Regions from separate parts of the Homo sapiens genome. Here region 1 is linked to region 2. Evidence: chromatin loops called from intact Hi-C (ENCODE). Cell type or tissue: Caco-2. All regions are shown on one strand. Links, peaks and the distances in the headings refer to the core of each region. The heading gives the core; the rest is flanking DNA. Region 1 overlaps ANKRD30A (ankyrin repeat domain 30A). Region 2 has its middle 46 kb from the start of LINC00993.

What was found. A loop is a pair of places that touch in the nucleus more often than their neighbours do. Peaks named below come from ENCODE experiments on the same cell type or tissue, not always from the same donor. Only the 100,000 strongest peaks of a DNase experiment are listed, where the experiment ranks them.
Region 1: a loop joins it to region 2, with 14 times the contacts of the local background. A loop is called at or near these places in 3 of 110 quality-filtered maps.

Annotation. Positions count from the first base shown.
Region 1 is chr10:37,139,239-37,152,104 of GRCh38, reverse strand. It overlaps ANKRD30A (ankyrin repeat domain 30A), which reads right to left. Exons shown (of 36, transcript NM_052997.3): 7 at 9,815-10,387; 8 at 7,049-7,110; 9 at 4,648-4,735; 10 at 2,426-2,454; 11 at 2,256-2,328; 12 at 1-45. Among named protein-coding and RNA genes, the nearest start is that of ANKRD30A, 20 kb to the right of the region's middle. In Caco-2, for the core only: a CTCF peak has its summit at 5,634; a DNase peak (open chromatin) is centred at 5,524.
Region 2 is chr10:37,257,102-37,269,967 of GRCh38, reverse strand. It overlaps a transcript of ANKRD30A not described here and the pseudogene ATP8A2P1. Among named protein-coding and RNA genes, the nearest start is that of LINC00993, 46 kb to the left of the region's middle. In Caco-2, for the core only: CTCF peaks have their summits at 6,234 and 6,454; no DNase peak of the experiment used is centred there.

The DNA.
Region 1 (12,866 bases), core at 2,370-10,369, 120 kb after region 2:
TTTCTTCATAGTCCTTTTGTTTGGATTCTGGTGGGAACATCGGATCTATAAAAGGTTAATCACAGAAACATTCATGACAACATTTCTCTACTATAAATTTTAAAAACATATACAAATCTACTTTCATTCACGAATCTGTGGTTTTTCCTCTGTGGCCCGTATATTCTTTTTGTCGATTACAATAACTACTTCTATAGTCATTCCATTAGAATTGAAATCTAAAAAGTCTGAAAATTAACATTATTTCATTACAATGCAGAAAAATAGAAATTTGATTAACTTGTATGGATTATTTCTTCATAAAGCAGTCATATCCTCTTCTCCTCTGAAACACAGTATGTCCTATATTTGCTGTTCATTCAGAAAACTTTAATTACCTATCATCTCTCTTTTCTTTGTAAATTTATATTTGGTAGTATTACTTAGTTTGATTGACTCAGCAATCTCTATTACACAGTTCTTCCACAAAGATGATTTATCAATGAATAAGATTTTTTAGGAGTATTAACTTTTTGATGTTAGTCAACTATATGTCCAATCCTTTTACATTTCAATATTCTATGACAGTGTATTGGGTGTGTTTTGGGTGTGTATATGTTTTAGGAAGATAAGCTTAAAAACTTTTATTGAATATAAATTAACAACTGCTTCAATTACAATGACATACTTCTTCCCTAATGCAACAATATCTTCAGAGTCAGTTTGTGACACCTTGGAGAAACATCAGAAATGTATAGGAAAATATAATTGCCTTAAGTAATCTAACGTTCCCACATGTTATAGGATAAAATCAAGGCCCACTCAAGACTTGACGAGTTCTCAGGAACATGAGACAGAAAATGAATTTATACCAAAAATAATGTCCAGTTTTCTTTATCAGTACAAAGTACAAATTACAACTATTTGAATCAGGTTGAGGAAAAAAAGCAAACATGCACAACTAAAACTTAAAAGACCGTTTCATCACTATGCATACGTTTCTCATTTGACATCCATCAACTGTATACCTGGTTTTCAAAAGTAAGTTTAACTTCTGATCTTAGCATCCCTAATGTTCACATTTCATGCAGAGGGTACAAGAAACTCAAATCACACTTTGGTAAGTCACCATGTTCACTCATTTTTAGAAGCGTACCCTGGATCGTTTCAGAGATCTAACGTGTTGCCACACCATAGCTCTAAGAAGCTGTGGGGCACAGTTCAAATTCTTAGTGGAGTGTATGATTGCACAAGGAAATACTTTAAATATTTTACTTTTAGTTTCTAATACCTAAAAAATCAGCAGATAACACTAACTTTTGAAAGAGTCTGAAATCTGAATGTTTTCATTTTTATTTATTACTTATCAGCATAAAAATTGTGCAATTAACTATGGTACTGTCATACAATGGAATTTTATAAACAACCTAATATTAAAAAACACAGTTAATTGTGTCCTTTATGGATGTCACTAAAAATTATGATGCTGATCAAAAAAGAATGTTTCTGAACATTACACCGTACAACCATGTATGCATTAGAAGTTGAAAAAAATTGTACATATTAAATATGACCACGCACACATGTTGTAAAATGTTTAAACATGCATAAGAATAGTTTTAAAAAGTAGGTTAGTGTAAAAAGACTCTAAACCCAAATGCTTCAGAATTACAGTTTTAGGAAAAAGTGTGCTTATCAAATATTCACAAAGAAATGACTAATTACTTTCCTCATCTTTACAAGGTAAAGGTACCAAACACATAAACAGACACACACAGGAACACACGCAGACACACACACACACAAACACACAGAGTTCACTAATCCGAGTTACTGATTTTCTTAGGATTCCCAAAGTGACAACACTGGAAACAAGGTAATTAATATTAAAACACAAGTGTTATATCAGTAAAAGACGTGATCCCCGAAGTAAACAGTGGAATTTGAATCAAGCTTCGAAGAACTAAAAGAAGTTAAGAGTTTCAAAATTCACCTACTTGAATCTTTAAGAATTACAGAAGTTCAAAATAGTAAACATTACAGTTTCGGGATACAAAAGTAGAAACATCTGAGATTAAGGCTACATTTTTAAAAAATATATTAAAAATTACTGTTCTTGTAATATCAGGTTTTCAAACATCAATACCAGTATTGGCATTATCTAGATCAAATGTTTTCATCAAAGTTGAAAAAAATAAAGCATTGGGGATAGAAAGACCATCAAAATGTCCAATATTGAAATATTCGTCTTTGCATAGTTAAATTGAAAAATTTACCTGCTCTCAATGTTTGTTCATTCTTCAATTCAAAGGCTTTATTTGGAACAGAGTTTTGCATTTCAATGGCAGGCTAAATGGGGTTGGAAGCAAAATGATTAATAAAGAATGTATACTTCACAAATACATAATTAATAAGTCATTCAAAATGAAATAATAAAACTAAATACCTTGAAGGCAGATGGCTTCTTAGGAGGCTCTAAAAAGCAAAAGAGATTTATCATCAATCATAAGTAAGTATGACAATGCCAACCAAATGAATGCAGTCATAGTATGTAACTGATTCCTCTTGGTCGACTTTGAGAACGAATACTTTAGATTTGGAAAGTTTTCTTTTGGTTTGTTTAGGACACACACACGACAGGAATACACTGAAGAAAATATAAATATAGGTTTCATAGATCGTGCAGTTAAGACTTCAAAGCGAGATTGTGTTTCACGTGTAAAAAGGGTTGATATGAGAAAATAAATGTCAAAGCTGAACATGGAATGCTACACCACGTACTTAATGAAACATATTAGAATCATTTATGTTATTCTATTCATCATGTTCTTTAATATGGCCTATCTTTGGAAAAGTACATAGTTATGATGAGAGTTCAGCTGAATGTAGAATTGACATCTCATCAGTGAAGTGTTATGAATTGATCAGCTTGGATATATACTTAGTTCATAATACTAAATATAAATATTCATTGTTTTCCATAACCATATGGTGTAATAATATGCCTACATTTCTGTATCCTCCAGTTTATACATCTGAATGCTTCTTGATCCACTCATGCAAGATGATGTATAAAACTCATCATGGAAATAATCTATAATAAGCTTTCAATATTGACATATGTATATAAAAATTAATTGCAATAGATGTATTAAACATAAATAACTTTTTATATTATAAAGTCACCACAATATTTATTTTAAAAAGCAATCTTATTATTCAAGTATAAATTCAGTATTTTTTTAGCTCCTACAATTCATCTGATTTGGCGTATCATTAGTCTATAATAAATTTTTGTGGAATGACAATTTTACCAAAACAACTCACTTTCTTAAAATATAAAGCCAATGTTCTTAGTTTCAAATATATCTCACTTGAATAGCTAACATCAACCAAATATATATTTGTCATGCCTGATTGTAACATAGAAACCTAATGAGTCACTTTGGTTTCTCCAATTCTAGTAAGACTCCTGCTTCTGGTAGTCTCTGGAGTGTCCATAATTTACTTTCTGGAGTGCAAATAATCTAAACACATCTGAAGCGAGTTCACTGAACTGTCCTTCTCAGAGTCTCCAAAATTACCTACCTACCTTCTCTCTTGTTTGTCCCGTTACCTGCCTAGAATGCCTCTGCTAAAAAAATTTTTAAAAAAATTTAAAAAAACTCTAACTTCCTAGAACTGATTTTTTCCATCCAACACTGTTTCAAATTTATTTTTCCATCACTTCCTTTCTCCTTGTTTAGTGACAGTAACTTAAATTTATAATTTGTTTCTTTATCTTTTTATTCTTCTTCTCTGGCTAAAAGCATACTCAGAAATAAAAGGAATATAATGCTTTCTCTTGACCCTGTTTTGTCTTATCCTTTTATCCAATTGCTCTTCTTCCACATTTTTCCCATGAATGGCCTCTCCTCTTGCTACTCAGAATGAGCTCCAAGTACCACTGGTATCAGCATCGCCTGAGAACTTATTAAAATTTAGAAACTCAATTATGCTGAATGATACTGTGTATTAACAAGGTATTCAGCTGATTTTCTAATGTTTCATAAGTATTTGTCTATACTGAGTGTATATGATAAATTTTATAGATGCACACCTATGCATTTTTGTTAATACTCACCTATTGCAAATAAAACACAATTCTGCATGCTCAGATAATTCCATTCCTAATGCCTTCCCAGTAGTGAGAAAGACAGGAAAAGTGAGAAAACTTTAGCTATAATTTTCGGACAAGTTTTGGTACTGGAAGATCATTTTATATTCTTGCCATCTTTCTAAGCATGGTCTATCTTTTCTAAAAAATATTTTATTTTGCCACCTCCATTATATAAACCTGCTTCTTGTTCCTTCATGAACTCCCTGTACTCTCTCTGCCTTCTTTAGTCTTCATTCCCTTTTTACTCCTTTTCCCTTACTTGTTTCCTGACTTTCGTCATGTCCTAGAGTATCTTGGATTCAAACAAATAATTCGGTTGTTTTTTTTGCACTCTCTACATATTCCTGTTGCCAACACCTGAAAAGATACATAACTTATCATTTTACTCCTCTCTTTTCGATGTTATGTATTTAGTGGGTAATTTTATTTGGCTATTAGAGTATATCAGTCATCATGCATTTAGACAAACATATGGTTAAAAGACTTTTCAAATAAAAAATCGTTCTTACCTTCTACTTCTCTATTTATCTCCATTACTTTTTGATATATAGACTCAGGTATACACACTTGAATCTTTGCAGAACTCTCAAAGAGACTCTGTTAAAAGTAGTATCAATAGATAATTTCAGTTTTAAAATCATAAGCATGAAAATTCCTAATTAAAATATTTTTTAAACTCAATTTCTGACTTCAAAGGCAATTTGATTTGAGGATAGGCACATATTGAAAATCATGACATTTTGATAGAAACCCTCACACATGCTATCTATATCAAAACTTATCTGTTATCTTCATGCAGCTATTGACTCGGTTACTGAGCATGAAAAATAAATAACATTGACAAAAATTTTCACTCATCTGCATATTTCAAAAAGTAGCTCACTTAAAAATATCTTACTTTATCTTCCTCACCAAAAATCAAGAAGGCACATCAAACAAGTACAATACACTTGCTACCTGCCATAACACATGTTGGGGTTCAATCAGACTGGTGGAAAAAATATTAGAGGTAGTTATATAAATAGACACAAATCTTCTTGGAAGGCCGAGAAGTTTGCATAACTTTGGTAATAGATATGGTTGAAGGCAACCTGATCTTTACCTTTAGTTAAACAAATTAAAGTAGTCATAAAGGAAGGCAGAGTAGCTTACCTAGCTAGCTTGTTTACTCATATAATCTTAAGACTCACCTTTGATGTACCACAGGTGCTTAAGTGCTTTTTACTCAGGACTACCCCAGGAAGTCCACAATGTCAATTACCCTCTAAGGGTATTGACTCAAGCTTTTGTTAATTAATCATACTGAATAAATGCGAGTCTGACTAGCTGATCAGGGCCATAGTCACAACTGTTTACAGAACTCAACAGGGAGTCTGTAAGCCACTCAGACGCCCTCAGCTGGACTGGCAGAGAAGAATATCTGTGTGTCAATGTACTTTATTCATCTGTCCCCGGGTCAGGGGTCTGCAAGGGACAGACTCCCTGCAGCTGGTGCCCCCTCCAGAGGAGCGCTGCCGCAAATACATACTGCATTAAACACTGAAATTATTCATGATAATAGAATTATTTAGTGTTAAAAATGATGCATGGCATGAAAAGAATGTTAAGAATAAGTCATATAAAGTGCACTCAGAACATTGTAGAAGCTGCTTTATTTAGGTAAATGGGCTTAAAATAATCAACATGTTTTTGATAAAATATCTGCTGATGGAAAAAGTACTTGAATAAAATGAAAAAGTAGTAAGGAAAACTTATATTTATGTTATGTTTAAATGAAAGCAATCAAGTATTAGAAAGTCTTTTTTTGTCTATGGACAAATTAGATAAAGTCTGCTTGTCTGTTGTCATCTCATTTCTGTTACCACTGTGCAGCAGGGGCTTGGATCTAAGAGGTCAGGCACTTCCTGTGTCTTTCCACAGTTGTGACCTTGGACTATATCACTATTATTTGATACTTATGTTGCTATAAGCATGGCTACCACAAACGGACTCAAAGAGTTCTATCTGTAAAAATAATTTCTACTTTTTAAAATACTACTCAACCAAATTGTTGTTATTATAGTCCCACTGGTTTCCTATTCTTTATGCATGTTTGTCTCCTGAAATGTTCCTTCAGATCTATACTGGACAATACAGATACGTCAATAATTTCCAATCCAAGCATTATCTTTTATGTTTCAAGTTGTACAAAACTGCAGCTTAAACTGTTTTTCTATGAATCCAATTAAAATTTTTGTACGTCTAGATATACCACTGAGTCATATAATTGCCCAAAGATGAACTCGGAGTAATTCTTTAGCTTTTGATCAAATTTCACCTCAGAACTCATGTGAATTACTGGTGAATTCTAAGCCTTATTTTTTACACTGTACTACACAAGTGTCTGAAACTAATTCTGAAAATTAGCAGAATTTCACTACCAAGCAGTAATCTACTCAGCACACATTTTTTTTTAAGTATTTCTTTTTTTGGAGACAGAGTCTCACTCTGTCACCCAGACTGGAGTGCAATGGCCCGATCTGAGTGCAATGGCACGATCTCAGCTCACTGCAACCTCCACCTCCCGGGTTCAAGTGATTCTCCTGCCTCAGCCTCCTCAGTAGCTGGGATTACAGGGGTATGCCACCACACCCAACTAATTTTGTATTTTTAGTACAGACAGGGTTTCACCATATTAGCCAGGCTGGTCTCAAACTCCTGAACTCAGGTGATCCTCCCACCTCGGGCCTTCCGAAGTGCTGGGATTACAGGCATGAGTCACCGTGCCCAGCCAAGTATGTTTTTAGAAATATCAGAATTTCTTCTGAGCATAGGCAGTGGTAAGAAAACCAAGTCAAAGCCTCTGACTTTATATTTTCACATCACTCAATATTAATATTTTTAGAGAATAACATCAATAATACACAATACCCGAGAATCACAAGAATATTCTTCATCTTCCTCTTGTTTGGATTCTGATGGGAACCTCTGATCTATAAAAAGTTAATCACAGATATATTCATGATAACATTTCTTATTATAAATTTTTAAAACATATACAAATCTATTTTCATTCATGAATCTGTGGACTTACTTCTATAGCCTGTATATTCTATTGGTAGATAACCACAACCACTTCTATAGTCAAATGGTTAGAGCTGCAATCTTAAAAATGTAAAAATTAATTTTATATTCATTAGAATGCAAAAAAATTAAAAATTTGATTAATTTGTATTAATTATTTCTTCACAAAAGAAGTCCTATCCTCTTCTCCCGTGAAGCATACTATGTCAGATATTTGCTGTTCACTCAGATAACTTTAATTACCTGTCAGCTCTCATTACTTTCTTTTATTTTTTAGTATTATGTAGTTTGATTGACTAATCTTTATTATATGGTTCTTCAAAAAAGATTATTTATCAATAAATAAGATGCTTCAAAATATTAACTTTTTGATATTAGCAAAATATATGTCCAACCCTTTTAAATTTCAATATGCCATGACAGTATATTTGGTGTGTATGTGTTTTAGATAAATAAGCTTAAAGAACTTGTATTGCATATAAATTAAAAACTGCTTTAATTACAATGAGATAGTCTTTCCTTAATGCAACAATACCTTCAGAATCAACTTGTGCCTCCTTGGAGAAACATTAAAAATTTATAGGAAAAACAATTGCCTTAAGTAACTAAATTTCCCACATTTCATAGAATTAAATCAAGGTCCATGCAAGGCCCAAGGAATACTGACAGCCATGAGACAGAAAACAAATATATAACAGAAATATTCTAAATTCTTCTGAAGTGAATTCACTCAAATTTCCTAGTTAGACACAGCCCCTTAACTGATGGCTTTCACAGGGACAAAGAAACCCTACCAATTACTACGGTTATTTTTAAGTTAAAAAAAATTCAGTAAAAGAAATCAAAATAAAATAACGGCAAAGAAAGACCTACGTATTTAAATGTGTAAATTGAGCTTCTGAACTTGACTCTTTTTACCCTGGATGGGTCAAACTTTCATAATAGATTGATACTAGGCCACAGATTGGTGACAAAAAAAAAAAAAAAAGACTATAGCATGAACTACTACAAAAGTTTCGTCTTTAAATCTTTTTATGTAATTACCCTCCATCTTTCTTCTATATGAAGGGCCAGCAAACTATAGGCCACAGGCCAAATTCAGCTTACCAAATGGCTTTTTATACAAAGTTTTATTGGAATACAATCTTGCCTGTTTGCTCACACATTATCTATGACTGCTTTCACCCTACAATGCAGAGTTCAATAGCTGTTATAGAGACCACATGGCCTAACATTTTTTTTTCTTTTTTTAGATGGAATGTTGCTCTGTCACACAGGCTAGAGTGTAGTGGTACGATCTCAGCTCACTGCAACCTCTGCCTCCTGGGTTCAAGTGATTCTCCTGCCTCAGCCTCCTAGGTAGCTGGGATTACAGGTGCATGCCGCCACACCTGGCTACTTTCTGTATTTTTAGTAAAGATGAGGTTTCACCATGTTGGCCAGACTGTTCTCGAACTCCTGACCTGGTGATCCGCATGCTTCAGCCTCCCAAAGTGCTGGGATTACAGGTGTGAGCCACCATGCCCAGCGGCCTAACATATTCCCTATCTGTCACTTTACAGGAAAAGTTTGCCAATCTCTGCCTTATACCATAACCAGTATGCCCTGATACTCAAATCTAATCTTGTGACTCCCCTGCTCAAAATTTTCCAATGAATCCCTGCAGAAAACATTGCTGGCTTCCTATGCATAAGCATTATTTTTTCTTTCTTGCTGCAGAAACACAAGTTTCTTTAGATATTCAGTATTCCATTACCCCAATCCCATCTCAAAAAGAGAAATCATTATTCTAAGCTAATCACAGTAATTACATTTGCTTTCCTAGTGACTGGTTTAGATATGGGCATGTGGTGTAATCCAGCCAATAAAATGTTACAGGAAGATTACTGCAAGCTTCCAAGTTTTCTCCCTATTTAAAAGAAACATGTGAACAAAAGCAGCCCTTCCAGCCTTTAAATATTGTCTTGAGAGAGCATGATTATTGGAGCTGTTGCTAACTAGCCAACCATAAGTGGGATCCTGGCTGGGCACAGTGGTTCACACCTGAATTCCCAGCACTTTTGGAGGCCAAGGCAGGCATATCATGAGGTCAGGAGTTTGAGTCTGGTCAATATAGTGAAACCCTATCTCTACTAAAAATACAAAAAATTATCCAGGTGTGGTGGTGGGCACGTGTAATCCTAGCTACTTGGGAGGCTAAGGCAGGATAATCACATGAACCTGGGAGGCGGAGGTTGTAGTCAGCCGAGATCACTCGTGCCATTGCACTCCAGCCCAGGGGACAGTTCGAGACTCTGTCTCACAAAAAAAAAAAAAAAAAAAAAAAAAAAAAAGTGTGATCCTATGATATCCCTGTACCACCAAACAACTTTGGTTCCTATGGTTTTAGCCATTGTTAGTTAGTTCATCTAGCATTTACGGCCAGAAGAATTGTGAGAATTTTTCCAGGACCTACAGAATAAGAGCTACTTATTCCTATACTATTAAAAAGTGTTGCCTAAGCTCGCCTTATTTAGATATTCAAGTCATTCCCAACTACTCCCATATCACACTTTTTTCACTAGGGAACCTGAAGTGCCAATAAACCTTACAAAGTTCGCTCTAGCATCTTACCATTGGCACTTGCTTTTGTAGATGATTCTTTTGTAGGACATGCAATCATCTTAGATCTTCCTTTTTCCAAAACTTTAGTTTTATTAGATGTTACTCTTGCCACGCATCCAGTCTTTACAGGTGTTTCTTTTTTCTCCCATGCGATCTTCCTAGGTCTTCCTTTTGCTGCCCACGTAAATTTCTCAGATGTTTCTTTTGCGGGACTCATAATTTCCCTAGGTGTGTCTTCTTTTTTCTCCCATGCGATCTTCCTAGGTCTTCCTTTTGCTGGCCACGTAAATTTCTCAGATGTTTCTTTTGCAGGACTCGTAATTTCCCTAGGTGTTTCTTCTGCTGACTGTTCGAACTTTCCAGATGTCGCTTTCTCCAAACATTGAATTTTGTCAGATGTTCCCTCCACCAAGGATGCAGCCTCATCAGGTGTTTTTTCCACCAAGCTTTCAGCCGTGTCAGGTGTTCTTTCCACCAAGGGTGCAGCCTCATCAGGTGTTTTTTCCACCAAGCTTTCAGCTGTGTCAGGTGTTCTTTCCGCCAAGGGTGCAGCCTCATCAGGTGTTCCTGCAGATGTTCCTTCTGCCAAACACACAATCTGGTTAAATTTTCCTTCTACTAAATATCATCCTCCTGACTCTTCACCTGGCAAACTTCTACTCATTCTGTATGCTTTCCTTAAATACTACCAAACTTTTCTTTTCTCTTTTTTTTTTTTTTTTTTTTTGAGACAGAGTCTCACTCAGTCACCCATGCTGGAGTGCAGTGGTGTGATCTCAGCTCAATGCAATTCAAGCAATTCTCCTACCTCAAGCGATTCTCCTACCTCAGTCTCCCAAGTAGCTGGGATTACAGACGTGGGCCATATCACCCAGCTAATTTTTCATATTTAGTAGAGACGGGTTTCACCATGTTAGTCAGGCTGGTCTCAAACTCCTGAGCTCAAGCAATACATCTGCCTTGGCCTCCCAGAGTGCTAGGACTACAGGAGTGAGCCACTGTGCCTGGACACTACCAAACTTTTTAAAGCTTTAATTCTTCACCTTGGATATAAAAGGTCTGACACATGCTGAATACAGTAACGACATGACATAATAAGTAATAATTATAAGCTTCCAAAGGGGTTCTGGCACAGAGTAAGCACTAAATAAAGTAACAAATAATAAAAAAAGACAATAATAACAAGAAAAATGCTTAATACCTTAATAAAGTAGTAAATAATATAAAATGACCAATTATATAATAACAAGGAAGATGCTTAGTACCTTAAAGATACCTAACAATTATTTGTTAAGTGGACAAGTGGATAAATGAATAAAAAAACATTTTTTACGAAATTCTGTTGGAAAAATGCAGAAATTCAATAAGGACAGCTCTACTGTTTTATGAGCACCTTAAAGACCCAAACTATATGTATTCTATCCTTGTCTCCTGCAACTTGCAAAACCTAACTTACAGAGGTCCTTTAATAAATATATAATAAAGATATGCCCATATAATTCATATTGTACAATGCATTATGTCACATTTAGGTATCATAGTAGCATTTTTGTTATTATGAAAAATTTTTCTAACTTCATTATAATTTGTTGAGCCTAGAGTTAAGCTATTTGAATATTTATAATGATAATATTTTGGCTATTAGAAACAGAGTATCTTGTTGTAACAAATTACTATTAACACCCTAATTATCCAGCAGATAGAACAACATATCTTGTTTTAATGAAGTAAATATATCTTATTTGGTTTCAACTTGGAGGAAATGAAGTTGATAATAGTGAGACCTTGTTGGTACAAGACTATGTAACATAACCTGCGCTTCTCAACAAATAATTGCTTTTCTGACTTCTGCATTCAGTAGGTATCTTTGGAAAATAATTTCCTATTGGTACTGAGGCACCCTGGCTAAGTTTTGTAATTCTTGTTGACATTTGTTTATGGCACCAGGAAAGCATTATTAAGTTTTCAAATTCTAAAGATAGTTACTTTTTTAGTGACACGAGTCACTATGTCACACAGTTGATGCTTGAATATGGGTTTTCACTGTAGGAGCCCACTAACAGACAGATTTTTCTTTTCCTTTGCCACTGCAAGATAGCAAGACAAATCTCTCCTCTGCTTCCTCCTTATCAGACTACTCAACATGAAGGCAATAAGAATTAAGATCTTTATGTATAATAATTCACTTCCACTCAAAAGTGAATATATTTTTCCTTCTTATAAAAGTTTCTTTCCTCCAGCTCACTTTATTGTAAGAATACACTATATAGTACATATAAAATAGAAACTATGAGTTAATTGACTGTTTGTGCTTTCAGGAAGGCTACAGGTCAACAGTGGACTACTAGTAAAGTTTTGGAGGAGTCAAAAGAAAGAGATTTTCATATGAAGCAGATTTTCAGCTGCATGGGGGATCAGCACCCTAACTCTCATATTGCTCAAGACTCAACTGTAATTAATTCTCATTTACTAAATGCAAACCATTTATTGTAAAAATTAAATAGAGACCAGAGGTTCAATATCAACCTGGGCAAAATAAGGAGACCATGTCTCTACAATCAATCAATCAATCAATCAATAAAACCATGTTTCTTCATAGGTTATTGTGGGAGTTCAGTCAGGCTGGTGAGAAACATTTTAATATGAAGTTATAGGACATAGACACAAATCTTCTTGGAAGGCCAGAGGGTTTTGTAAAAGTCTCAAGATATGGTTATGGCTGAAAGCAGCCTAATTCTTACCTTGCATAAATAGCTTAAAGTGGATACAAAGGAAGGTAGAGTAGTTTATCTAAATAGCTTGTTTACTTATGTGGTCTTAAGACTAACCTTTGATCACCCATGGGCAGGATGGCTCTCCAGGGTGGGGATGACCAGGTTAATTACCCACGGGTGTGTTGACTCAAAGCTTTTGTCATTAAAACTTTACTAATAAATGCCCACAGGGCCAGCTAGCCAGGGCTGTGGCTGCTGACTCTTTACAGCATCTTCCTTGGTGTCTGTAATCAGCTCGGAATCCTTGCTGCTCTTTCACTGAATATCAGTATCTGGTTATGTGTCTC
Region 2 (12,866 bases), core at 2,788-10,787:
ATGCCCATTAGACATTTTCTGGGATGTTACTGCCTAAAAAAACTAATAATTGCAACACTAAATAATTCTTTACAAGGCTCGTAAAACCAATCTGTAACTTTAGGCATAGTAAAACAGTTAAACATGCTATACTAAAGACTGTTCTTAAAAAGCATTTACTTCCTTGGCTGACCACGTGCTTGTGAAGCTAAGCAAACAACTTGACAGCCTCACTTAGGTGGAGAGAAGCTTCCTTGGCAAGAGCTGACCACAATGCCAAGCCACACACAGGAGACTCTCCGAGTGCCCCATTTGGGTTGGGCTTTGAAGCTGGCTTTATACAGGGTCTCAACAATCACGCAGAGACTTTTGGGTTTTATTTACTTGTCAAATAAAGCAATAAAAAAGAGACTTTTGGTTTTGTTTGCCTTTCTGTCTTTCTAGTCTATCTTTCATGCCAGCAGTAGGGTGGTATTGAGGGTGGTTTTCCTCCTTTAGCTGAACCATTCCCAGTGTCACAGCAGCAACCACAGCATTCAGATGAGAAAGCTGTCTCTTTGACGGATTCTTTTAGGAGCACACTTGCTGCTATCCCAGAAGCCCCTGACAAGTGTGTCCCCATGTCTCTCGGCTTCATGAACCAATCACTACAGAAGGGATGGGATTAAGTTTTCCCCAGGAGTAAGGGGGAAAGTCACAGCACATATGGGAACAATTAGGAAAGGGTGAAGAAGAATGGATGCTGAGACAAGCAAACACGGTTCCACACCACAGACCTTAACCTGAAAACAAGTCCTCTCCTGGCCCTAGGCAGATTCCTACACTTAATCTCTCCTCCTCCACTGACATTCTCAGCTGTGAGTATCTTCAATGTATCATGTTCTCCTGTAACACCCTATGACAGCTAAAACATTCTAATGAAGTCATATTTTAGGTGTTTTGGAGCAGTGGTTCTCAAAGTTTAAAGGAAAGAATCACCTAAAGATTTATTACAATTTAGGTGCTGGTGTGCCACACCCAGAGGTTCCAAATTCACTCTGTGTGTGTGTGTGTGTGTGTGTGTGTGTGTGTGTGTGTGTGTGTGTGTGTGTAAGAGAGAGAGAGACAGAGAGAGAGAGAGAGAGAGAGAGATTGCCTGCAGGTGGAGGGGTTGTCGTTTTAACAAGCAATCCAAATGATTTGAGTGCAGGTAATCAATGGACCTTGCTGAGAAACATCCAATTTAGAACCTACAAAATGTTAAAACTATGTGGCCAAAAGAATTTGGAGTTTAAATCACAGCAATATTTCTATTCATGAAGGTTTAAAAATAATTCATCACTCCAGGAAAAAGAAGAGCATGCATGTTTTAGATTTTCCACAGGTTGTTACATATTTTCCAGAATCCTATCAGGTAATTAGGGTGAGTGGTATTATTCTGACTTTGCTGATTAGGCGATTAATGCAGGTAAAGGGATTTGCCAAATGTTATATAACTGCCTGGGGCATAAACCCTGCCAGGTCTCCTGACTTTTGTACAGAGGTCAAGTAATATGGCATTCCCTCTACCACTACTAAAGTCAAAAGCATTGGGAAAAGCATGCAGAAAATATAAACACATTTCCTAATCTAATTTTGGATCACGATTTCCTCATCTCTCCAATTCTCTATCAGTAGGCAACTTTGGGGGAGGCAGCGAACTAAAAAGAACTTAGTTATATTCTACTTTTAAGTATTTGCCTTGGGGACCCATTATGGGGAAACTTAAATCTCACAGATATGTTACTGGGGGAAAAAACACTTTCTGTAATCCCCTACAGAAAAAACATTATCACATATTTTCCATAGCTGAGGGTTTGGCTGGCATTAACCATGATAGATACAATCTGAGTTTTTAACTTACTATAGATCTAAGCTTGAGAAGAGACAAATGGAAAAACAGGTCTCCTTTTAAGATCCCACAAATGTGGCATATTTTCAAGAGAGGAAGGACGCAGGTGGCTTCTTTGATTTCAGAAACTTCAACTGGAACTTCCTAATGTGTTGGCTGGTTGGGTTTCACATACCATATCATGAGATTCTTTACAGAAGATAAAGACTCTTTGATAGTGAAGAAGAATTCTAATTCTACTGTAGAATTATTACCATCAAGAGAAAACCTGCATTCTCCCCCACGAGAAAAACTCCAAATATCATGGACAAAACAAAGAATTCTCTAATCAAATTAGTAAAAGAAACCCCCAGCAGAAACAGTGCATCTTTTTGAAAGTTAAAGATGTTATGGGTCAGGCACAGTGGCTCACGCCTGTAATCCCAGCACTTTGGGAGGCTGAGGTGGGTGGATCTCTTGAGGACAGGAGTTCAAGAACAGCCTGGCCAACATGGTGAAACCCTGTCTCTACTAAAAATACAAAAAGTTGCTGGGTATGGTGGCGGGCACCTTTAATCCCAGCTACACAGGAGGCTGAGGCAGGAGAATCACTTGAACCGGGGAGGCGGAGGTTACAGTGAGCTGAGATTGCATCATTGCACTCCAGTCTGGGCAAAAAAAATGAAACTCTATCTCAAAAAAATAAAGTTATGAATAGAGAAAATGTTTTGTGTGTCCAATCTCTCTGGCTTCTGGGTGGAAAATGCCATTTGCTATTACACAGTAGTTTAATAGAAGAGCATCAAATAACCATGTTTATTTGCCAAAAACCTACTGTTTAGTGAACTACAAAAAATGGTTTATAAAATCACTAGAAGCTGGCCAGGTGTGGTAGCACATGCATGTAATCCCAACACTTTGGGAGGCCGAGGTTGGTGGATCACCTGACGTCAGGAGTTTGAGATCAACCTAACATAGTGAAACTCCATCTCTATTAAATATAAAAAATTACCCGAGTGTGGTGGTGCATGCCTATACTCCCAGCAACTTGGGAGGCTGAGGCAGGAGAATCATTTGAACCTGGGAGGCAGAGGTTGCAGTGAGCCGAGATTGCGCCATTGCACTCCAGCCTGGGCAACAAGAGCAAAACTCATTCTCAAGAAAAAAAAAGAAAAATTATCAGAAGCATTATTCAAATAGTAATTTTAAAAGCATGGTGGCTCACACCTGAAATCCCAGCACTTTGGGAGGCTGAGGCCGGTGGATCACCTGAGGTCAGGAATTTGACACCAGCCTAGCCAACACGGTGAAACACCGTCTCTGCTAAAAATACCAAATTAGCCAGGTGTGGTGGTACACACCTGTAATCCCAGCTACTCCAGAAGCTGAGGCAGGAGAATCGCTTAGAACCTAGAAGGTGGAGGTTTCAGTGAGCCGAGATCTTGCCACTGCACTCTAGCCTGGGCAACAGAGGAAGACTGTGTCTAAAAAAAAAAAAAAAAAAAAAAAAAAAATCTTTTCGATAGCAGAGTTGTGCAGCGGAAGCGTGCCGGGCCTATAAAAAGCAGTTTTTTCCTAGAATACCCTTCACTTCTGAGCATTCACCAACCTAGGAACCTAGACAAATGGGCTTAGTTTGCCAGTCACAAACCAAGTGACCCATCCTGTCAGCTGTCATTGTCCTCTAATTTAGAAAATTGTCTCTGGCAATCAGCTGTGGCCCTGTTTATTGTCCAGTACCAAAAAACTCCCCAAATAAAATATTTATCATAGCAGATCAACTCTGAACCAGAAGGAAGAGGGCACAAAACAGATATCGTAAGCCCCAATACCTTACCAAAAGATTGTTGTCTTGTAGCTGACACTTTGTTTTGTGGGGCTCAATCATGCTGCTTTAAAATAGAATTGCTTTCTTTAAACACACAAAGTTTCTTTGTTGGAAATGCTCATTTTGCTACACAACAATATTCTGGGTTTATTGAATCCCCTCTAATTTCCTCTATTGTCTGAATTTGGAAAAGAACTGAAAAGCACATTAGACATTTGTCCTCTTTTCTTACAAAAAGCAAAAATGCATTAGAGGGCAAGCACGCCCGCTCCTGCAGGACAGGTCCATCCCACTCAGCATCCTCAGTGGGGGTCCTCTGCACCTTGGGATATTAGCCAATTGAGCCACCAGGTCAAAAGACAAGCAACACTACTCAGGGCTACCTCACAAGAAACAGCTGCTGGACACAGTCTAGACTTGGGTTAACCCAGGGGGGTTTGTTTACTTCCGCAGAGTAAGTGAGGCAGAGATAGCAGACAGCTGTGCCATGCCCAGACCTGCCCCTAAAATATGTATTCCTGGGTGGGAAACACCAATTAAAGTCTGACCCACAGTTCTTCCCTTTCCACCTGGGTTCTGTGCCCCAGCATGAACATCCTCCTTTAAACGTCGGTGGAAACACCAGTGCAAACATCAATCTACTCAGTGCACACCCCTTGCAAACAACTGTCCCTTGGGCCTAAGGTTGTGCAAACTGGCCTTGATCTGGAAGGAGGCCCAGGCAGGCCTGGGCAGTGGGCATTTGGCTGTTTGAGAAAGAGGCTTGGGTTCCTGGGAGCCCAGAGAACAGATTAGAAGTGGGAAGACTGGCTGTGTGCATCACAGCTTTTCACTCTGTGCAGAGAAATACACCCAGAGAAGAAGAGCCAGTGCAGAGGTCCCTAAATACAGGGCCCAGCAGCCTGTTTTTGGGGTCTAAGGACAGGAATGCTGCGGGCAACCCCAGGGTGGGGTCTCTGGGATGAACCTGGAGACCTGAGCTTGCACAGCTTCCTTGGTAAATTGAGGAGGCATGGACCACAAGATTGCCAAGCTCCTTTCTATCCAAACTTGATATTGTTAGATTCCATGATCCAGTTCATCACGGTTGATGGCTGAATCTCATGCACTAGAAAAAGGTAATATAAAAGAAAAAAATAAAAAGATATTCAAGTGAGTATAAAGACCTTTAATCTCAGTCTTTCTAGTTCAAAGAGACGGAACAATGAGAGATGCTGGTTCATAGAGCTGTTAGATTTAACTTCCACAGATGACTCAGCAGAGGATAACTACTAATCAGAGTACAACATCAAAACTGTAACCAGTATAATCACTGGATTATGAGCAACTCAAAATAGCTCCAGTTTCCAAAGGGCCATAAACTGCACATATCAGTACTATGTGCAATTAACACATAATTTATTATGAAAATGTGGACATGCCAGGTAAGTAAGGGGATTTAGGTTGACTTTTTATAATACTTTAAATTTGAAATGCCATTTCTGTGGATTGGATGACATCTTCCAGGTGCTTTAATTTGGTTTACCTCCTGATAGATCCTGACAGAAAGAGGTAGCACCAGCGTCTATCAAACCTCAATACAGTTGTAAAACACAGAGAGCCTGCTTGCCTACACATGGAGAAACATTGTTATCACAAGACACAGAAGGCAAACTTCCAATCTGGCATACTTACCTGTCCTCTCATATTTGGGGCAATGAGAATGGTGGACCAGATGGCTGAGTAGATGCCAAAGAACACCAGACTGGTCAGCATGCTTCCCCAGACAGCCAGATGACTGAACTGCAGAGGAAAACAGTCACTCAGACAGGGCTTCTTGGCTGGCATGGCAGATTCACCCGAACTCCACCCACTACAGAATCCCTGCATCCTAGCTACCTCTTCTTATGGAAAGATTCTCATGGCTCATAGCTTACTGGGGAGGTCAATCTTCCTAATTTCCTTGTCTCAGAATTTTTAACAATGACTTCAAGTAATGAGTGTCCCCAAAGTACTCTGAAGATGAACACACTTTTGCTGTCATGGCTGGCCTTTCTCTAAGATTTATCCCATAGTGACAGCAGGCCCCTCTCAGTTCATGGCAAGGGTTTGCTCCAACCTAAGGCTGTATACAACAAGGATTCATTAATCTGGTGAGAGAGTGGCTGAATGGACAAAATCAATAATATGTTTTTATTGATCATTTTGGGACTTCAATTGTTCTGTTCAATTTGCAAAAACTGTTTTTAAAAAAAATCTGAAATGGATATTGCCTCTTAACAATGTTTCTTTAAGCATCTACTGAGTTGTTCATTTTTCCTCCTTTGTCCTCTTAATATGATGATCCTTGACTTCTTTCTTTCTTCCACAACTCACAATCTAATCCATATGCAAGTTCTGTTAGCTTTTAAAAAGATAAAATAAATCCAGGCTCTGACCACTTCTCACTGCCTCCTCCTCTAACATCCCAGGCTAATTAAGACATCATCACATTTAACCTGGATTAATTGCCACTGTCTCTTAGGGCAGTGGGCCCCAACCCACGACACAGGCCATGGACTGGTACCAGACCATGGCCTGTTAGGAACCAGGCTGCACAGCAGGAGGTGCGCAACAGGTGAGCAAGCAAAGCTACCTCTGTATTTACAGCCATTCCCTATCACTGGCATTCCCACCTGAAGCTCTGCCTCCTGTCAGATCAGCAGTGGCATTAGATTCTCATAGGAGCACGAACCCTATTGAGAACTGCGCATGCGAAGGACCTAGGTTGCGTGTTCCTTCTGAAAATTTAATGCCTGATGATCTCTCACTGTCTCCCATCACCCCTAGATGGGGCTATCTAGTTGCAGGAAAACAAGCTCAGGACTCCCACTGATTCTGTATTATGGTGAGTTGTATAATTATTTTCTTATACATTACAATGTAATATATAAGAGAAATAAAGTGCATAATAAACGTAATGTTCTTGAATCATCCTGAAACCAGCTCCTAGGAGACTCATGGAAGTCCCCTTGTCCATAGAATAACTGTCTTCCATGAAACCAGTCTCTGGTGCCAAAAAAGTTGGGGACTGCTATCTTAGGAGATTACCTATTCCACATTGACTTACCACCTCATACTCATTTTTTTTTTTTTTTAGCAGAGCATTTAAATATCAGGCAGGTCATGACACTTCATGAGAAACAAACATAAAGATTTAGATATAATCTTTAAATGCTGAAAATAACGAAAATGTCTAAAATAAGAGACTGCTGAAATAAATGATGGAACATCTATAAAACTTAATCTTTAATCATAAACAATAATTTTGTTGAATTAGATTTTAAGGCATAGAAATTGTGTCTAATTTTTTTTAATAACAAAGCCTTGTGTTCTGCATCATCTTATTTAAAAATACACACACACACAGACATAGAACAATGTCTGGAAGGATCCCCAGCAAAGCATTAGTAGTGGCTGTCTCTTGATGATAAAATTATGGAAATTAAATTTTTTTAGTCTTTATTTTCTATATATTTGTGTATGTATATGCTTTTTGTTTTTACAATGAGGCTTTACATTTGAAATGAGATGACTGTTGTTAGCTTAGAGGTGTATTAGGTGCCAAGCAAATAAATCACCAAGAGAATTTGGATTGCAAATTTGCTCCAATAAAGATCAATCCACAATTTTTACATAACAAATTTGAAATAAGATAGCCAGATGTTGTTTATTGTTTCCCCTAGGCTTAGAAATAAATCATAGCATGAAAATGTCTATACTGAATAGAGAAACAATTCTAGACAAAACTTACTTTAGTCCAAGCTGCAGTCTCAAAACCAGCTTTCTGACAATCAGTAACAAGAACATACTGTGGAAAGACAGAAGAGTTTGAAAAAACATTATTCTGAGTGAGTTATTTTCACTTTCCATGAGAAATCCCATGTCTCCACTCCAGATCTGCTTTCTCCAAGGCAGCTCAAGTTTGAAAATACAGCCATCTCAGCAGCTAACTCTCTAGGGGTTGTTTTTAGGGAACATACAGGCAGATTCACTTCCAGAAGAGCTCTCAATCTAGTGATGGACCTTCTCATAAATAGTAGAGAAAGACTTTCTGTTAGCTTGGATGATTTGGGAGACACCATCTTTCTGAGTGTTGTTCTCCTTTGCAGGTAGATGTGAAATGGTCATTTGAAGAATGGGGAAATCTGCTAATCACCTGTCAAGAAACTCTGACTTTGTATAACCTTCAAAAACAATAATGTAAGCACTTCATAACCATTCAGGCCTTTAAAGGATCTATCAAATACATTTTGAAGATTTAAAATAAGGAATGATAACAAGGAAGGTCTTATATAAAGGGTTTAGAGAAGTACAAGCCACACATGAGCTGCTTAAGAATGACTCAGTAAACAGAGATAAACTTACCGTGTAAACAATATTTTCAACAAATCAACAGGCAGTGGCATGACCACTGGTCAACACAGTATCTGAAAAAGAAAGAGGCTACTGCTAACTTCCTAGATCCTGAGCATGGCCACATATTTTATTCAAAATATTAAACACAGAACTTTAGAAACATCTGTAAACTCACAGGGGCATTTCAAAATCCCATTCTCGTGATTCTAATGCCTAATTTTGTTTCTAGGGCTAAAGTTTTGCATCTTATAGTCTGTCTAAATGAAGCAAACAAAGTCAAGCTTTCAACAAACCAAACAACCAAACACTTGATCTGCATTGGAATTTACATTTTTATGAAGATTAAAATTTCTATTTATCCAGTTTTTTGATAAGGAATAAGAAATTATTAACCTATTTTTATAAAATGCCAACATTGAACCTTTTTTCAAGTGTTCATTTATGATTCATCTTTAATTCTTTGCTAAATTTGGATTACAGATCAATAAAAAGATAACTATATGAATATAAAATCAATTTATAATGGCTGAGTTCTGAAATAATTTGGGGGGATATTTACTACTCATGTTCTTATTTGCAACTATGTGAGTTTCTGGAATCTATCAGTTGGAGGAATGCAAGCAATCCAATGACAGATGTTTAGAAAATACAGGAAGGATTTCAAAGCTTCAGTTTTCCTGTCTTGTCTTGTTTTTTCAAGGATGTCTATAACAATGTATATGACAACCACTAAGGCACAACTCTGGGAGAGTCATCTAATCATGTCAACTAAACCTGCACGGAGAAGCCTGATTTTTATCCTGAGGGGTCAGAGCCTATTTTTAAGATAAGCCTCAGTATCTTTGTATGACAGAGCCAACCACCTTTTATTCTTTTATATTTTTTTCAACTTTTATTTTACATTTGGGGGTAAAGTGCAAGTTTGTTAAAAAGATATTGTGGAATGTTAAGGCTGGAGTACAAACAAATCCATCATCCAGGTAGTGAGCATAGCACACAATTGGTAGTTTTTCAACCCTTTTTTCTCTCCCTCCCTTCTCATGTTCCCCAGTGTCTATTGTTCCCATCTATATGTACATGCATACTCAATGTTTAGTTCCCACTTATAAGTGAGAACATGTGGTATTTAGTTTTATTCTTTTTTATACTCAGTCCAGATTTGTGGCTCACAGGCTGGGTAGATAAAGACTTTTGTGTCCAAATTTCCAACCAGTAGCTGCTATACACACATATCTGGGCCTGCCGATTTTCCCATTTGCTTGTTGAAGAATCGACTTTTATGAAAGAATCAAGATCTGTTTATTTTCCTAAAACAACAGTAATGACGGAATCATAAGTAGAAGTGGGTAACCATGGGTCCCTGAATCCAGCTTCTAGGCACACACTTTCTCCTGTTTCTCCACAGTTAAGTTTGTGGATAAGGGAAGATTAATCATAAAAGCAATATTATAGGCTGCCCTAAACAGAGGGCCTGCTGCTGGGTAAGGTAAGAGTTACACTAGGAGAACAGGAAGACATATGGCCACTGACTTAAAACGGAACAATCCTAAATCTTAGGGGAGAGGTGGAAAATAGAGCCTGGAGCTTAGGCAGGACTTTATTAAAAGGGAAGGAAGGGAGCAAGTTAAATAAGGAATGGACAGGCTAAACTAACCCCAAGAAGGCAGCAAATCACTGTATTAGCAAATAGCTATTCAAAATTGTAGGAGTTTACTTTTTAGTAACTGGCCTTAAGATTGGTTTTACTAACAAGCGCAACACTATTTTTTCTTTTTTAGTTTTCTCTCTCTTTTTTTTTTGTCCTTTTTATAATGGAAAATTTCAAACATACACAAAAGGAAAGAATAGTACAACCACCCCCCGGGTATCCATAACCTAACAATAACAATTGTTAAGCATTCGGCCACTCATGTTTCTTCAGCTCCCCCACCTCCTCCCTATCCTCCCAGGTTCCCACTGAATTATATATCATTTCATTCATAAATAATTCTGTATATTTAGTTACAGCTCAATGAATTTCCACAAAGTGAACATGCTCATGCAAACCACACCTGCACTGGGAAATAGAAATTACAAACACCCGGAGCCCCCTCTGCAATACTCTCTCAGTCCTTTCCTCACTCCTTCCCAAAAGAGTAGCTACTATCACCTATTGTGAACCTTGCATATATGGATTCATAGAACATGTGTATTTTTTGGTTTGGCTACATTTGTCTAACATTGTTGGTAAGATTTATCCATGTTGTTGCATATAGCCATAGTTTATTTATTTTCATTGCTCTATAGTATTTTATTGTAAGAATACACTACAATTTAGTCATCCATTCTACCATTGATGCACAACTGGGTTGCTTCCAGCTCTTGACTATGACAAATAATGCTGCTATGAACATTCTTTTGGTACACACTTGTGTGCATTTCTGTTGGGTATATAACAAGTATGAAATTGCTGGGTCTTAAAATATTTATATATTAACTTCATTAAATGCTGCCTAAGAATTTTTCAAGTGGTTGTGCTATTTTACCTTCACCAGTTCTAGTTGTTCCATATCCTTGCTGTCACTTGGCATTATCTGTATTTTTTATTTTGACCAGACTGGTCTGTGTGTCATAGTATCCCATTGTCATTTTAAGTTGCATGCCTTTGATGAAGACATTTTCTGATGCTTAATTGGCTCTTTGAATATATTCTGTAACTGATTTGTAGGAGTTTTTTATATATTCTGGATATAAGTTTTTTATTGAACATAAATATTGCAGATATCTTCTCCCACTTTAACTTCCCTTTTCTTTCTCTTAATCATGACTTTCTTAATACAAAGTTCTTAATTTTAATGTAGTCCAACTTAGCAGACTTTTTCTTTATAGTTAATGCTTATTTAGTCTTGCTCAAGAAATTTTTGTCAACTCCAGTGTCATAAAGATACTCTCTTATGTTATAGAAGCTTGTTTTTTTTTTTTTTTTTTTTTTTGAGATGGAGTCTCACTTTGTCACCCAGGCTAGGGTGCAGTAGCACAATCTCGGCTCACTGCAACCTCCTCATCCCGAGTTCAAGCAATTCTCCTGCCTCAGCCTCCCGAGTAGCTGGGACTACAGGTGTCCACCACCATGCCTGGCTAATTTTTTGTATTTTTAGTAGAGTAGGGGTTTCACCTTGTTAGCCAGGATGGTCTCAATCTCCTGACCTCATGATCCACCCACCTCGGCCTCCCAAAGTGCTGGGATTCCAGGCATGAGCCACCACTCATGGCCATTGTAGAAGCTTTTTTTTTTTTTTTTTAATTTTTAACCTTTCACATTTAGCTTTATAACCCACCTACGATTGACCTTTGTTTATGATGTAAGATAGGGGTCAAATTCTTTTATTCCCCCATAATGATATCCAAGTGATCTACTAACATTTATTGAAAAGATTATTGTTTCCTCACTACACTGCAGTTTCACCTTTGTCATAAATCAGGTGATGGTATAAATATGAGTTTGTTTCTGGTTTCTTTATTTGTATGTCCTTCTGCTAATACCATCTTATTGTAATTGTAATAAAGATTGAAACATCTGATGGTATACATTCTTGAGCTCTGTTCTTCTTCAGAACTTTCTTGGTTCTTCTTGGTCTTTTAAATTTTCAAATACATTTAAAATTAGCTTGTCAATTTTCAAATTACCTGACAGGATTTTGAGTAGGATTGCATTCAACCATAATTTAGTAAATAGAAATGACTTATTTACAATATAGAATCTTTCTGTTCATAAGCATTTTGTATCTTTTTAATGTACATGATACTTATATCCTTTTTTAAAATTTTACTTTAAGTTCTGGGATACATGTGCAGAATATGCAGGTTTGTTACCTAGGTATACATGTGCCATGATGATTTGCTGCACCTATCAACCTGTCATCTGGCTTTTAAGCCCCACATGCATTAGGTATTTGTCATAATCCTCTCCCTTCCCTTCCCCTCCAACCCCTGACAAGCCACAGAGTGTGATGTTTCCCTCCCTGTGTCCATGTGTTCTCATTGTTCAACTCCCATTTATGAGGGAGAACATGCAGTGTTTGGTTTTCTGTTCCTGTGTTAGTCCGCTGAGAATGATGGCTTCCAGTTTCATCCATGTCCCTGCAAAGGACATGAACTCATTCTTTTTTATGTCTGCATAGTATTCCATGGTGTACTCTAATTTGTATATGTACAAATTAGAACTCAGGATTAAGAAACTCACTCAAAACCACAAAATTACATGGAAATTGAACAAGCTGCTCCTGAATTACTACTGGGTAAATAATGAAATTAAGGCAGAAATAATGAAGTTTTTTGAAACCAATGAGAACAAAGAGACAATGTACCAGAATCTCTGGGACACGGCTAAAGCAATGTTAAGAGGGAAACTTACAGCACTCAATTCCCACAACAGAAAGCTGGAAAGATCTAAAATCGACCCCCTAACATCACAGTTAAAAGAACTAGAGAAGCAAGAGCAACCAAATTCAAAAGCTAGCAGAAGACAAGAAACAACAAAGAACAGAGTAGAACTGAAGGAGACAGAGACACAAAAAACCCTTCAAAAAATCAATGAATCCAGGAGCTGTTTTTTTTTTTGAAAAGATTAACAAAAGAGATGGACCACTAGCTAGACCAATAAAGAAGAAAAGAGAGAAGAATCAAATGGATGCAATAAAAAATGATAAAGGGGATACCATCACTGATCCCACAGAAATAAAAACTACCATCAGAGAATACTATAAATACCTCAATGCAAATAAACTAGAACATATAGAAGAAATGGATAAATTCCTGGACACATACACCCTCCCGCCATGAAACCAGGAAGAA